4 separate regions of the Homo sapiens genome follow, and regions 2, 3 and 4 are each linked to region 1. A link is a contact called in ENCODE Hi-C or POLR2A ChIA-PET data. All regions are on one chromosome and are shown on one strand. The core of a region is the stretch at or near the end of the contact, and the rest is flanking DNA. Distances in the headings are between cores, read along the strand shown.

Region 1 (3,462 bases), core at 477-2,976:
AAACAGGGACAGAGACTGAGGATGAATATTATGAGAGAGAGCCTAGATTACTAGTCGCTTTCCATTTCCTGGTTCTAAACCCACTGCTGAAATATGTTTAGCTTCTGGATTCACCCAGAATAAAAGTGCAAATGAATTGCACATTCAAAGCTCCCTCTTATGGACCAGTTCTGGCTAATATTAAATTACATCTTTAATGGGCCTTCCTCCTTCAACCCTACATTCCCAACATTCATAATTTTTTCCTCTGCTTTAGTAATTTTTCAACAAGTCATTTCCTACTTATCTGTAAAGATCTGGATCAAATATCACCTCCTCTGTGAAGTTTTATCAAATTCTGTTAGGCAAAGTTAGTCATTGCTGCACCTGTGTTTTCACAGTACTTTCCACATTCCCGAATTATAACTATTTGCTTATGAAACTCCCATCCATCAAACTAGAAGGACTTGTGGGTTCTTGAATCTCCAGCATCTAGCAGTTTCTGGCACACAGTGGGCTCTCAATAAATGTTTATTAAGTGAATGAATCGATGCAGCAATTACTTCCTCTATGATGTTTTAAAACAACAAGACACTCCCAAAATCCTGTGTCTGTCCTCAATCTTTTGAAGGGAACTTTCCCTTTATAAGCAACTATTAGCTTTCTTGCTCTCCATCCATACTTCTCTTGAGGCAGGCTCATTCTAGAACACTTACTATTCTATAACTCATATATTTTTCATAAGAAGTGACTCAATCCTGCTTATAGCTAGGGTTCATTAGCAAATGAGGCTTTCACACTGCAAATATCACTCCTAGAGTGAGTTTACACTTAGAGAAGACATACAGAAAAATTAATTGAAGAGCTTCAGAAATTACTATAATTTGGATTTATTCACAGGAGTTAGCCTACTTTACTGTTCAACGTAGAAAGATATGTTAGTTATACCATGAAACATCAAACTGATTTGAAGAAAAGTATAAATTATAATACAGAATTTTTTAAAGGCCTAAATAAGCCTATAGCATATCAGAGCAGCAAGTGAAACGACTCAGATATCCTAAGTCTCAGCAATGCTCTTTATCACTTTGGAATCCAAATTTCCAGTTTCACTATTGTGATTTCAGAGGGTAGCTACATAACTAAAACTCATATGCAGCACATGTAGCTACAGGGCTTCTGCTGTCTTCTTGTTTCAAAGAGGCATGAGCTGTTGGCTCACCAGATTTTTAAATATCTATTGAGGGAAACAGAGAAACAAAGCAAAGGGATTTTTTTTAACTGCATGTATATGTGTGTCTGTCTGTTTCTCTACTGTGTGGGTGTGTGTATGTATGCAAAATTATATGACATTATATACAAGTATATATCCACAATAATATATATGTATGTGTATGTATATGTGTATATGTATATAAGTCTGAAAGTGTTTTTTTTTATTTTTTCCTCCAACCCTTCATAAGGTGAAGTTTCATCAAATCACATCATGTGACTCTCCAGGAACCTCACTGAACGGGTCTGACTCATCGTCTGGGAATTTTAAATAGGCATGTGCTTCCATGAGAGTTAATACTTAAAAATACACGTACACACAAACTGGCAGTGAAAGAGAGAAAAAAAAAAACAAAACAAGTGAAACTTTTGCTTGGCACAAACGCTCAGGTCAGACACTGGCCACTCAATATTTCACAGTTAATTACCAGGTGGAGTTACCTTTAGAGTGAAGGTGGTGGCTCCGTGCTCAGGGGGCAGAGGCAGTAAATCTATATTTATATCATTAAGTCAGCCAGGTTGGATTAAGCAGTGAAAGGGACTGCCCCTGAAATCGCTGACCCTGATTCCCCTCTGTGATATAAAATTTTCCTGAGAACCGAGGGCTGTGTCTGCCCACTAGTGGTCAGGTGGCAGAGCTGGTGGGACCCAGACATTCCCTAGAGGATTTTATGCCAAGTTCTATCTGGATCAGTTGGGAATTGGCCCTGGCCACCCAGTCTGCTTTTTAAAAAGCATTTCGAGATCTATCAACTCAGCCCCATGAGATAAGTCAGTAAGAATAACACAGGCTATGTCAATCTTGAGGGAAGGTTTCTGTTTGCGATAGTTACCTTAAACTCTTATTAATGACGAGTAACTGCACTAGGAACTAACATTTCTAATCTATTACCAAAAGATCACCTGAGTCAGTAACACTCAGTAAAGACTAATCACTTTTTTCTTTCTCTTCCCAGACCTTCATAGAATACCACAACGACGTTTTTCTATTTGAAAACTACGAAATGTTCTTCCATTGTTAAAAGAATTAATTTGGAAAACTTTAAGTTAGAATTAAAAGTCTTTTACTCAATTGGCCCCAAACTATAATTTCCTCTTTATCTTTATTAAGTTCCTAAATGAAATCTGTATTCTAGCTAAACTCAAACACTATTGTTAGCTGACTTTTCAGTTTTTCCTCCATGCTTTACTCATGACTGCCTACTTGAAGCACTCACCATGTTCTAATACCTACCCACCTACCTACTTACCTATACAAATATTACCCTTGATTCAAAGCCAAATCCTACATCATCAAACTCTGAAATGCCTGAGATTAGCATGTACTAAGTATATGAAACTTCCTATAGCCTCCTTTCATTGCCATATTTGTATCTCAAGCAATAACTTAGATATATGTCATCTCTACAGGAATTATGTCATATACTCCTTTTAACCCTTATAATGTCCGGTAAAGTTTTTTGTTGTTGTTGTTGTTTTTATTTGTTTCTGGTTTTTACCTTGGAAAAGGGTGTCCACAAATATTTGTTGAAAGTAAAACACAGAGATAAATCTGTGATTAAATTTATCAGTCAAGACTCAAATCCAACACAGTTTTATTGTGGTCCAACGTAATAGCACCAATAACAAAGCTACCCCTCCATGGGTTTAGTTTTCTCTATAACTCCTAGGAACATTAATCTTGCATTGTGGGTAGAAAAAGGCTGTTGGGTGGCGTATTGACTCCCTGATAAAGTATAAATTTTCTTCAACCTTCACATGAGTGTTAGACTTCATGATATGCAGATTTTCTCAATTTTAGCACATTTTAAAATAAAAACTGTTTGTATGAAATACCATTGGAAAACTTAAATAAGTTTTAAGGAAATTCAAATCCATGAGCTCATCCTTTTCTTTCACCACTTCTTTGTCCAGTGACATTAGGAACAACCAGACCATCTCATTATATTCACTAGTTTTCAAAAAATGTTCAGTAGCATCATACATAAAGTTACTGAGTTCCTTGATTCTTTTAAGTGAGTGATTAAGAAGATCCAAAGCAGATATTTTGTGTATCTCTGTTACCAATTCATGCTATGGACTATCAATTCTCTCCTTACTACTGAAAATAGAGACATGAGCATCTTTAAATGTAAACATATTAGACAGCCAATTCTGGAAACGCTAGAACCAATTCCGAAAATGATTCCTGAAATTCTCTTCCTCTAGAAT
Region 2 (3,153 bases), core at 509-3,008, 580 kb before region 1:
AAGCTGAAATCTGACCATAGAAGCAATTCTCTTGATTTCCCAAGTGGCCTCGTAAAGGGTTTGGGCTAAGTCTAATTCCAAAATCCAAAGAAAATAAATTTTATCCAGATGTTGGGCTTGGAGATTCGAGTTGCATTACAAACAAAACTGAATATTTGTTTTTGGAAAATCTTACTACTGTATATAATTTAAAGTAAATGTTATATGTGTTTCTTCATTCTTGTCACAGCTTCCCGTGTTTAGCCTCCGAATGCCACTTTCCCGCTTCTGAGTCTCCAGCATTTCTATGTTTGTCGACAATGCGCATGATTAAAATGATATTTTCATATTTCAGTGTAGTTGGAGCTCCTTAAAGCAGAGGGTTGTAAGTGCAAAAAAGAGATATGCAGTTCCCTAATGGCTTATTACCATCACATTTGCAATTCAGATCAGCTCTAAATTGACTGAAATTTTTAAACACATAGCAGGCAGTTTAAACTAATGATTGTCTGGAGGTTCACCACTGACACGAACTAAGCTTCTGTTCAAAACAAATTGCAAATAATTCCTCCCTTAGAGTCAAAATGTCACTTTTAGAACTCCATGTTATTGTTAGATTTTTGTCAGTTACATCAAAAAAAAAATATCTGCTTTATAGGGAGTGTTCTACCTTTGAAAGGACGGAGTGACACAGTTTCCCTATTAAAAAAACCCACAACACCACGTATCTGTATATATGGATCTACATCGGTTTCACTAGGAATCACCCCTCCCTCTTCCCCCTCATCCCCTTCAAAAATCCTAATTGTAAAGTAAAACACCCTTGGGGCAGTGGTAGGCCCAAGTTGCTTAGCAACCCTCAGCAGGTAGCAAGGATTCAGCTGCAGCTGTCCTGATTCTTTCCTAAGAACCTTCTTATTACTGTTTGTGCTAATCTTTAACCAGGCTTTTAAACCACAGTCTTTCTCTGGGGTCTCTTGTTGTTAGATTGCAGGGGCCTACTCAAATGTTGTCCCAGAGGTAATGGTATTAAGGGTGGCTATTGAATGTTTGAAGAGTGATAAGTGCTGGAAGGGATTAGAATTGCATGTTCCAACTAACCTTATTTTACATTCTTGAAAAATATCATGAAAATTGTCCCCCAGTAGGAACAATGGTTGGTGTTGACACACAGCTCTAAACCTGCTTTTGCTCCCAGCTTGTAAATTGGGTGAGGCGGACTCTCTCCCCATAATTGTTTCTTTTAAAAGACTTACATTCTCCTGCAAAGACTACTTAAGGAATTCATTAAGAATTAGTAGATAGCCTGATTTCATTCTCTCATTTAATTATGAGAAAGCTAGGTGTGGATTGGTAGAGAGGGCTAAAGAGAGATGTAATAGGGGATTGAGAAAATTTCTTTCCATGGAGAAGTGTTTCTGCCTACATTGGCAATCCAAAAACTCTGAGGTTGGACTTGAAGTTGGCCAATTATTACAGAATAAAACAGTGGCAAAAAATGGCACATTTATTATTAATAGCATGGAGATTTCTGCTTTGTTTCCTGGGTTGCGAGGTTTGGATAAATTTCAGAGGCTGCCCACAGCTGTTATTAACCAATGAGGGTAAGCTCATAAAATATTTTAAAGTAAGTCTACTTCTACCTTCCCATCACACAATACAAGGCAAAATGAAGAAGACACAGCTACCCTGAGGTTTTTTTTCACTCAATCCCTTTCTCTCAGCAGATTAAAAAAAAAAATTATGAATGATTCACTCCTCGAAACTTCATTCTGTCATTTAAAAGGAATTTAGGCCTTTTTCTATCATAACATTTTGTTACAGACCTGGTCCTATTATGCAACATAATATGTACTGAATATGTGCTGATTAACTGACTTGGAAATTGGAGAAAGGTCAAAGCCATCTGAAGGAGATAACATTTTTATAGGCTCTGAACCTTATTGAAGTTCATCTATATAGATATAATCTTCAAAATTCGGTTTAAAATCACACACACAAATAAGACTCATGAGTCTCCTGATTTTTAAATTTCACTACATTCTCCTTTTCGTTACAGGTTGTATAAAAATTGTTTGATCTTAAGTAAAAAACAAAAAGGATAGTGTCCTCCAATAGGTTGATTGTTGAGAGTGTCTGCCATCATACACATGGAATAGTTCACGTTTATTCTTCTGATCCCACCAAATATCAAGTACAGGGAAATATACCTTATATTTCTGATGGGAAAACTGAGACAGGAAACTTGTTATTCAGTTTTAGATTGCCATATTGGGATGCCCTGAAAGTCCCACGATGTCATATAAATCTCCCCCACAGTGAAATGATACTCAGGTGTCTACTAATATTAGTGTTGTATTTAGAGGACTAGCTAATTTTTCTTTCCAAGAAATCTTGGCCGCACCACTTCAAAATGATAAACTCTCTAATTTTGATTTGTTTTCTATTTAAACTCCAACCTCTGTCTTTTATCTTTCCCTTGCCCCAAGATCCATTATTTTGTTACATAAATGATTGCCCAAGTGGGTCAATTAAATTCTGAATACAGCTGGTGTTGATTACAGTTTTGCTAATAAAAATATCTTTGTGAAATCTTCAAGGTGACCTGTAAAAATTAGCTCCTTGATGAACCTGGAAATTCGAAAAAAAATCTATCAGTAAACATGTTGATCGATTTCATCCTATCAATCAAAATTTAGTTTGCCAGATAATAATTTGTTAAATGTCAGTAAAGGAGAATATCGTTTAGAAAAGGGCGATTTGAAACAACGTGCTTGTGCCCTGGAGAGGTGTGTAGAACCATCTTCATGGAGTGTGGGTTTGGACTTTATCTTTCCAGGAAGTGGGAACATAGACCCCACGCCTTGGTCAGAAGGCACCATGTTCCTGTTATCTCCAGGCAGCTACCTGTGTCTACCTGGGGCAGATGGCTCTGTGGACCTCCTGTTCAAGTCTTCCTGTTAAAATACCCCTGCCCTCCCACTGTACCTCCAAACCATCAATCCACATGCCAGAACTACAGCCCCATCCCTGAGAGATGCATCTGGTTAGGGTGACCCATTGTGGGCTGTAAGGTTTCTGTTGTGGTTCATTATGTTAGGTATGGACACATATTTTTAGTGTTGTTTCTGGCTCCCCGAATTTCTTTTCATTTCTTTTTGGACATCTGAATCC
Region 3 (3,262 bases), core at 664-3,163, 840 kb before region 1:
CCGCCTCCCGGGTTCACACCATTCTCCTGCCTCAGCCTCCCCAGTAGCTGGGACTACAGGCGCCCGCCAACACGCCCAGCTAATTTTTTGTATTTTTAGTAGAGACGGGGTCTCACCGTGTTAGCCAGGATGGTCTCAATCTCCTGACCTCGTGATCCGCCTGCCTCGACCTCCCAAAGTGCTGGGATTACAGGCGTGAGCCACCGCGCCTGGCCAAGAATTAGCTTTTTTTTTTTTTTTTTAAATATATGTATCCAAAGGAGAAAGATGCTGTATAACTTTCCAAAATGTCTGTTCCCTTACTTACAAAAGATACTTTTAAGTTTAAAGGAATCTTAGGCTGCAAGGAGGTGCAAAACTTACAGAGTTTTCATGTACCCTTCACCCAGCTTCCCCATGATACTACTATCTTTAATATCCACAGTACCATTATTAAAACCAGGAAATTGACATTGGTAATTTACCCCTTCAATGCTTAACCCATTTTAGCGTTTTTAAGTGGAGGAAATTCTTTTTGATGTCTTGCTTAATCAATTTTCACCTACATATACTTTTTGAGTGTCAGTATGCTGAACAGAAAGATATTTTGAAATCAGAAACCCTTAGGCTCAAATCTTGGCTCTGCCTCTTATTGCTATGCAACACAGGGGAGCTTTCTTAGCGTCGATGATGGTCTGTTTCTTCATTTGTAAAAGGTGCTATCACTTACCTTGCAGAGTTGGCATAAGGATTAGCAATTGTGTATTGTCAAGAGCCTTTTCAATAAATGATGGCTTTTGGAATAACTGTTCTCTTGCTATGTTTTCATCAAAAATTGAAAAGAGCTGGCCATTATCTTTAACATAGCATGTGTACTTTGTGGACACCTATCATTTCAGGACCACTAACTGGTAAATATGCTAAAACAACTTCATGGTTCCTGTAGCCCCCTGCTTGTTTTGCTCCCTGGTCACCCACTTTATCTGCACCTTTTTTTCTGGCCTATAGACCAAAAGCCACTCCTCTCTGTGTATAGATTATATTTCTTCTGCCTTTTGTTATATGAATTCTAGGAAATGTAGTTCTTTTTAGTTTTTTGTTTGTTTTCTTTTATATAACCTCTTCCAACTTAGTTCTGTTTTACAAGCAGTTGATGATAGCCCTAGGTAGATGCCTGCTTCAAACTCAGGCTGATACGGCTGGCTCTTGAGTATCCCTGTACAAACGCTGCCCTTCAGGGAACATCGTGTCCAGGGCTGCTGCCTCCCTCCGTTTGCAGACCTGGTGCTCTGCGTCTAAAACTGGTCACTCCTTCTCATCTCTCCACTTGAGCACAGCCGCAAAGGTAGAAACAGAGTTCTGCACCCCACTTTTTGCTGCACCTCAGTTAGCCCAGGAACATCTACCCCTATTTAGCTCAGAAGTGTGTAGTCCTGTTTAAATACTTAAAATTTGCTATGTTCTGTATTGGCCAAGAAATGTTTTCTGGTAAGAGCTTCTGGTAGGAAGAGGACCTAAAGCTGCCCTCACAAGACGATATTTGGTTCATTTGAAATAGAAAGTTTTGTTTGCTTTTAATTTTTATTTACTGAACTGAAAATTGGAAACAGCCCATTGACTTTTCTATCTTATACAGCATCTCCTCCTACACATATTTAGTTTCCTGCTCCCTTGAAATCTGGGCGACCTACTCCTGTTTTCAAGTTTTTTCTATTTTATTATTTTGGTCCTTAGCATTTCTGCCTTTTTTGTATCTTCCAACTTTCCATTTCAAAAGAGAAGGATCATATTTTTATATATTTACATCCCGTTTGAATGTGTTTAAGGAACGCTTAGAAATGTTCCTTTATGTTTTAAAATATCCCTTCTGCTAAAGCAAGTAGCATATCATTTCCTGCTTTAGTTGCGGCCTCAGTCTGACAGGCCAGGGCTAAGTAAGGGTGAAAAGTTCACCGTCCGGAAGTGCTGTTGAGGTCAGAATCACGTGATGAGGAGCCGACCCAGACTCCCGGTAATTCCCTGAGAATGTGAATCTTTGGGAGAAGGAGCACAAGAGAGAGCTTTTTCTCAAGTCGGCTGCCTGTGCTCGGGCTCTTGCTTACAATTCTTAGTTTTATGGCACTATTCTTCTTCTTCTTCAAGGAACTCACTGTAATGCCTTTATTATTGTCTACATCAGTGTTTTAAAAAGTAAAGTTGTAACGCATTGCTAGGTTATGCAATCAATTGTGTGGACAGAGATCAGCCTTAAAAAATAAAAAAGGAAACAGGAAATGTAAACAGAGTGCATTATATGGAATAAGAATATGTGTATTTTGTAAAACTCTTGTTTGATACATAGATCCGTACACATAGACACACACAATCTCATAGGTCTCTATTGATTTGCGTATGGGTACACGCTGGCAGGCGTACATTCTCCTTCATCCTCATTCCTAGTCATTTGAAAACTCAGTCATTCAAAATGCATGCCCTTGCCAGTGGATGTGTTCTTATAAATTTCACATAGTTTCATATTTGGAATTTATTGTAACTGCATTTTAATTTATGTGAATATGAGTTATATATCTTATTTTGTTTCTTTGTATTTTCTCCACTCAGTATTCTATTTTAAGGTCCATGGATATTGCTATGTGTACATCTAATCCATTGCATCCAAATGCCCATAGTTGTTGAAGTGCGTCTAGAATACATTTTACTTCTGTTCTCTCCCAGGGATGGACCCCTATATTGTCTCCATCTCACCTCACCATGAACACAACTACTGTGAAAAGCCTCAGATACATCCCTTACTGGAAAGTACCAAGGGGAATTTATTTGGGTTCTAGCCTAATAGTAGACTTGCTGAGCCAGAGGGCATAGGTACCCAGCTCAGATACTGTATACAGTATAATTTCAAAAAGTATACTGATTACCTCCGGAATGATTCACCAGTCAAAGCACCCACCAGCAGTATGAATGCTTATTCCCACATTCCCACCAGTACTTAGCATTATTAAGCTTTCTAATTTTCCCTATTTCTGTCTAGTGAGTGTAAAATGATATATTTTTTGTTTTGTTTTGTTTTTATCTGATTATTGTTGGATTTGATTATGTCTTCATGTGCTTGATTTTCTTGGATTTTTCTCATCTGTAAATTCCCCTTCAAATTCATTGCACATTTATCTACTGGAAATTTTTTACTTTTCCTATTGATTTATAGGCATTCGTTGTATAGTCCAGATAGTCCCTGGCTGGCTTTAGACATTACATGTATTCTCCTAGCCTGTCACGTTTCTGTTAA
Region 4 (3,440 bases), core at 304-2,803, 770 kb before region 1:
TGTTTGTTTGACATTTTTATGAGTGGAGGAATAGGACTACCTCTGGAACCTAAAATTGGGCTGAAATCCAGGTCCAGTTCTAGGTGATTGCTCAGGGTCCCTTCCCATTCCTTCCTCCATCTGCTCCTGCCCACTTGAGTGAAGGAGGTGAATAATAAAAGAGGAAAGAATGTGGATGAAAAGGAGAAGATGCAGAGAATGAAGATTCTCTGTCCTTTGTAAACCTTTTGTCCTAATCACCAAAAGTATTGTGGCATGTGTAAGTCTGAGAAAATATTTAGGTGAATCCCTTGAAATTGTCAGTATTTCAAGGGTTAAAAAAAGACAGTTTCACATAGTTCAAATGAAAGCAACAATTAGGTTTTTGCTAGAACTTCTCTGGGTCCACCAATGGGATGTATGGAGTGGTTTTAAAAAACCACACAAGGCTGGGCGCGGTGGCTCACGCCTGTAATCCCAGCACTTTAGGAGGCTGAGGCAGGCAGATCACCTGAGGTCAGGAGTTTGAGACCAGCCTGGCCAATGTGGGGAAACCCTGTCCCTACTAAAAATACAAAAATTAGCTGGGTGTGGTGGCACACACCTGTGATCCCAGCTACTCGGGAGGTTAAGGCGGGAGAATCGCTTGAACCCAGGAGGTGGACTTTGCAGTGAGCTGAGATGGTGCCACTGCCCTCCAGCCTGGGCAACAGAGTGAGGCTCTGTCTCAAAAATGAATAAATAAATAAAAATTTTAAAAACCACACAAGTTTTGGCATCCAACTGGATTTTTTTCCTTTTGCATATGCTTTTCTAACATATGCAGATATTTTCTTTGATTTTTCTTATAATCAGGCTTTCTTACTTTTTCTAAAATTGTAGTTATTGCCTCGAATCTCATAGCAGAGGAGTAGAGGCAACAAAAAGGAGAGCCAAGTGTGGGAGCAATTGAAGACCGTGGAGTTTTTTCAGATCATTCGCCTGGGAACTTGCATGGCAGTTGTGGGGTTCCAAAGATCCAAAATCAGGTGTTGTAACTTAGCTGACTTGAATATTTACTTTGAAAATAAGAAATGAATGTTAAAAAGTTGAAAAGTTATACACATGGGCACAATTTATTGAAACCTTTTCTTAGGGTAGATTGAACCTTGTTGAAAGTTGTGAAATTTGCTCAAATAGTCATTTTTTCTCTTTTTTTCTAGGTCTGAATGATTTCATGAATATTGTGGTAGTTTGGGCAAAGAACAAATTTGCTTAGTCAAGAAACATTAAAAGCCTCTACGAAGGCCTAGAGGTGGTGAAATCAGTGGTCCTCTGGTGGGCATGGTGTGTGTGTGTGTGCGCGCACACGCGTGTGACTCATCTGGGGTTGGCTCAGAGTGAAAGAGACAGATGCTTCCTTCGCCTGCTTGTTTCCTGGTTTTCAAAGCCCCTATTTCATTGTTGTTTTATTTTAAGGTTCGATGCCTTCTCCATCCGTCAGTGAGGGTGTGGAGAGCCTGCAGGCGTGTGCCTCCCTCTGTAACTTGCTATTCCTTGTGTAATGTCAAGTGGAAGTGTGAAGCACCACAAACTGCTCTGAGCAGAGCCCACTTCCCTTCACCCACGGAGAGCGTGAAGCAGTTACACCAACATCAATCAAGGAAAACCCACAGGCTGAGCTCACACGGTTGAAGCAGGTGCGTGAGCGAGCGTTCTGTGACAGGCACACGTGATTGAGGTGTACCTCGGCGTCTTGCCCACAGATGTCGGTTGCGATGACTGTGTGGGGCTGTGCCCATTCCCTGCAGAGCCGAGCCTGTCATGCTTGTGGGACACAGTGGGTGCAGCTCTTGGCAGCTCAGTGGGGTGAGCAGGTCAGGTAGTTCTGAAGTAGGCTTCTTTGCTGTTTACTCACTTGTTTAATGGTGAGGAGAAGAATCCAGGAGAAATAGTGTTTTATTTTCTTTCAGTGGTGTTTTGCAGTGAGAACACCCCTGGGATTACTCCTTTAAAACAGTAAACAAGAGGCCGGGTGTGGTGGCTCAGGTCTATAATACCAGCTCTTTGAGAGGCCGAAGCAGGAAGATTGTTTGAGCCCAGGAGTTCAAGATCAGCCTGGGCAACATCTCTAAAAGACACCATCTCTAAAAGAATTTTTTATTTTTTAATTTGCCTTGTGTGGTGGTGTCCCCTTGTTCTCCCAGCTACTTGGAGGCAGAGGTGGAAGGATCCCTTAAGCCTGGGAGGTCGAAACTGCAGTGAGCCATGGTTGCGCCACTGCACTCCAGCCTGGGCAACAGAGCGAGACCCTGTCTCAGAAATAAATAAATAAATGAAATAAAATAGTAAACAAGAAAACATTAGTATTAATTGATTTGCTAAGCCTAAGGGGGAAAATGTAAGGTCTTGAATCTCTGTATGTATGCATATGTGTGTATACATATCTATCAATATCTATCAAATGTGTATGTATGGAGTGGTTTTAAAAAACCACACAAGGCTGGGCGTGGTGGCTCACGCCTGTAATCCCAGCACTTTAGGAGGCTGAGGCAGGCGGATCACCTGAGGTCAGGAGTTTGAGACCAGCCTGGCCAATGTGGGGAAACTCTGTCCCTACTAAAAATACAAAAATTAGCTGGGTGTGGTGGCACACGCCTGTAATCCCAGCTACTCGGGAGGCTAAGGCAGGAGAATCGCTTGAACCCAGGAGGTGGAGTTTGCATATGTAGAGTAGACGTTTGTGTACACACATATATGTATATGTAAATATGTGTGTGCATGCATCAACACAGGCACCAATTTAAAGCAAAACTCAAGTGGGCCATGAGATAAAGAGAGAATGTCAATATCTAGACATTTAAAAATATCTGCTGACAAGGTGAAGGGGCTAGTAAAAAAATGCATATCTCATCCTAAGTCGAACCATCTTGATATGTATTGAGCTTTAGAAAATTTTCACAAAAGTTTTGAGCAATCTTAATTTTAAAAATACAGAGGCAGTTAATACTAAGACTTCAATATATATTGTGCTTTGTAAAAAGTGGCCAGTCTCTCAAGGCTGCTAATACCTGCTATTGGTTATGAGTATCTACTTTGAGCTGACACTTCAAAATGTTATACATATTATTTGCATTTACATATGTGAAACAATCACCCTTTCTTTAAGCAATGTAAAGTAAAACAAGACATATTTTTAAACTACTAAACTGACTCAGTTGGAGAATAATGATAAAAACCAGTATTACTATGGGTAAGGAAAAAAACCTGCCATTTTGGGGGAAATTTTTTGTATACTCTCTAAAGGTGATTTCACGATATGTAAAATCAAAAGCCACAAAATATTCTTACAGTTTCAGCAGTTCAGCTTCTAGGCAAATTTTTTCTCAGACTGTGATCAAATGTGTAAAAAATTTAGCTATAAGAATGCTTGATCGCAAACTTATTTATTTTTGATACATTTTGCTAGAAATGTCTAAATA

Evidence for each region. Hi-C counts contacts between places; a loop is a spot of excess contacts on that map. ChIA-PET counts read pairs that join two places held with the same protein, here RNA polymerase II (POLR2A). Pooled maps may share reads with other maps.
Region 2: a loop to region 1 is called in a map of Caco-2, with 5 times the contacts of the local background. The contact joins two enhancer-like sites. A Hi-C loop is called at or near these places in 2 of 168 maps with a recorded cell type or tissue (Caco-2 and Calu3) and 2 of 50 pooled maps.
Region 3: a loop to region 1 is called in a map of chondrocyte, with 2.1 times the contacts of the local background. The contact joins two enhancer-like sites. A Hi-C loop is called at or near these places in 1 of 168 maps with a recorded cell type or tissue (chondrocyte) and 2 of 50 pooled maps. POLR2A ChIA-PET finds 5 or more read pairs at or near these places in 1 of 52 experiments (HEK293).
Region 4: a loop to region 1 is called in a pooled map, with 3 times the contacts of the local background. The contact joins two enhancer-like sites. A Hi-C loop is called at or near these places in 2 of 168 maps with a recorded cell type or tissue (ascending aorta and chondrocyte) and 4 of 50 pooled maps.

The regions. Positions count from the first base shown.
Region 1 is chr6:22,826,770-22,830,231 of GRCh38, forward strand. No RefSeq gene overlaps it. Among named protein-coding and RNA genes, the nearest start is that of LINC03005, 110 kb to the left of the region's middle. Within about 2 kb of position 1,727, at least 15 of the 41 ENCODE cell types and tissues checked have a DNase peak (open chromatin) inside an H3K27ac peak, as active enhancers do.
Region 2 is chr6:22,249,778-22,252,930 of GRCh38, forward strand. No RefSeq gene overlaps it. Among named protein-coding and RNA genes, the nearest start is that of PRL, 46 kb to the right of the region's middle. Within about 2 kb of position 1,759, at least 2 of the 41 ENCODE cell types and tissues checked have a DNase peak (open chromatin) inside an H3K27ac peak, as active enhancers do.
Region 3 is chr6:21,985,683-21,988,944 of GRCh38, forward strand. The region is part of intron 6 of CASC15 (cancer susceptibility 15); the gene reads left to right. Among named protein-coding and RNA genes, the nearest start is that of NBAT1, 160 kb to the right of the region's middle. Within about 2 kb of position 1,914, at least 24 of the 41 ENCODE cell types and tissues checked have a DNase peak (open chromatin) inside an H3K27ac peak, as active enhancers do.
Region 4 is chr6:22,061,583-22,065,022 of GRCh38, forward strand. All of the region lies in intron 8 of CASC15 (cancer susceptibility 15), which reads left to right. Among named protein-coding and RNA genes, the nearest start is that of NBAT1, 84 kb to the right of the region's middle. Within about 2 kb of position 1,554, at least 3 of the 41 ENCODE cell types and tissues checked have a DNase peak (open chromatin) inside an H3K27ac peak, as active enhancers do.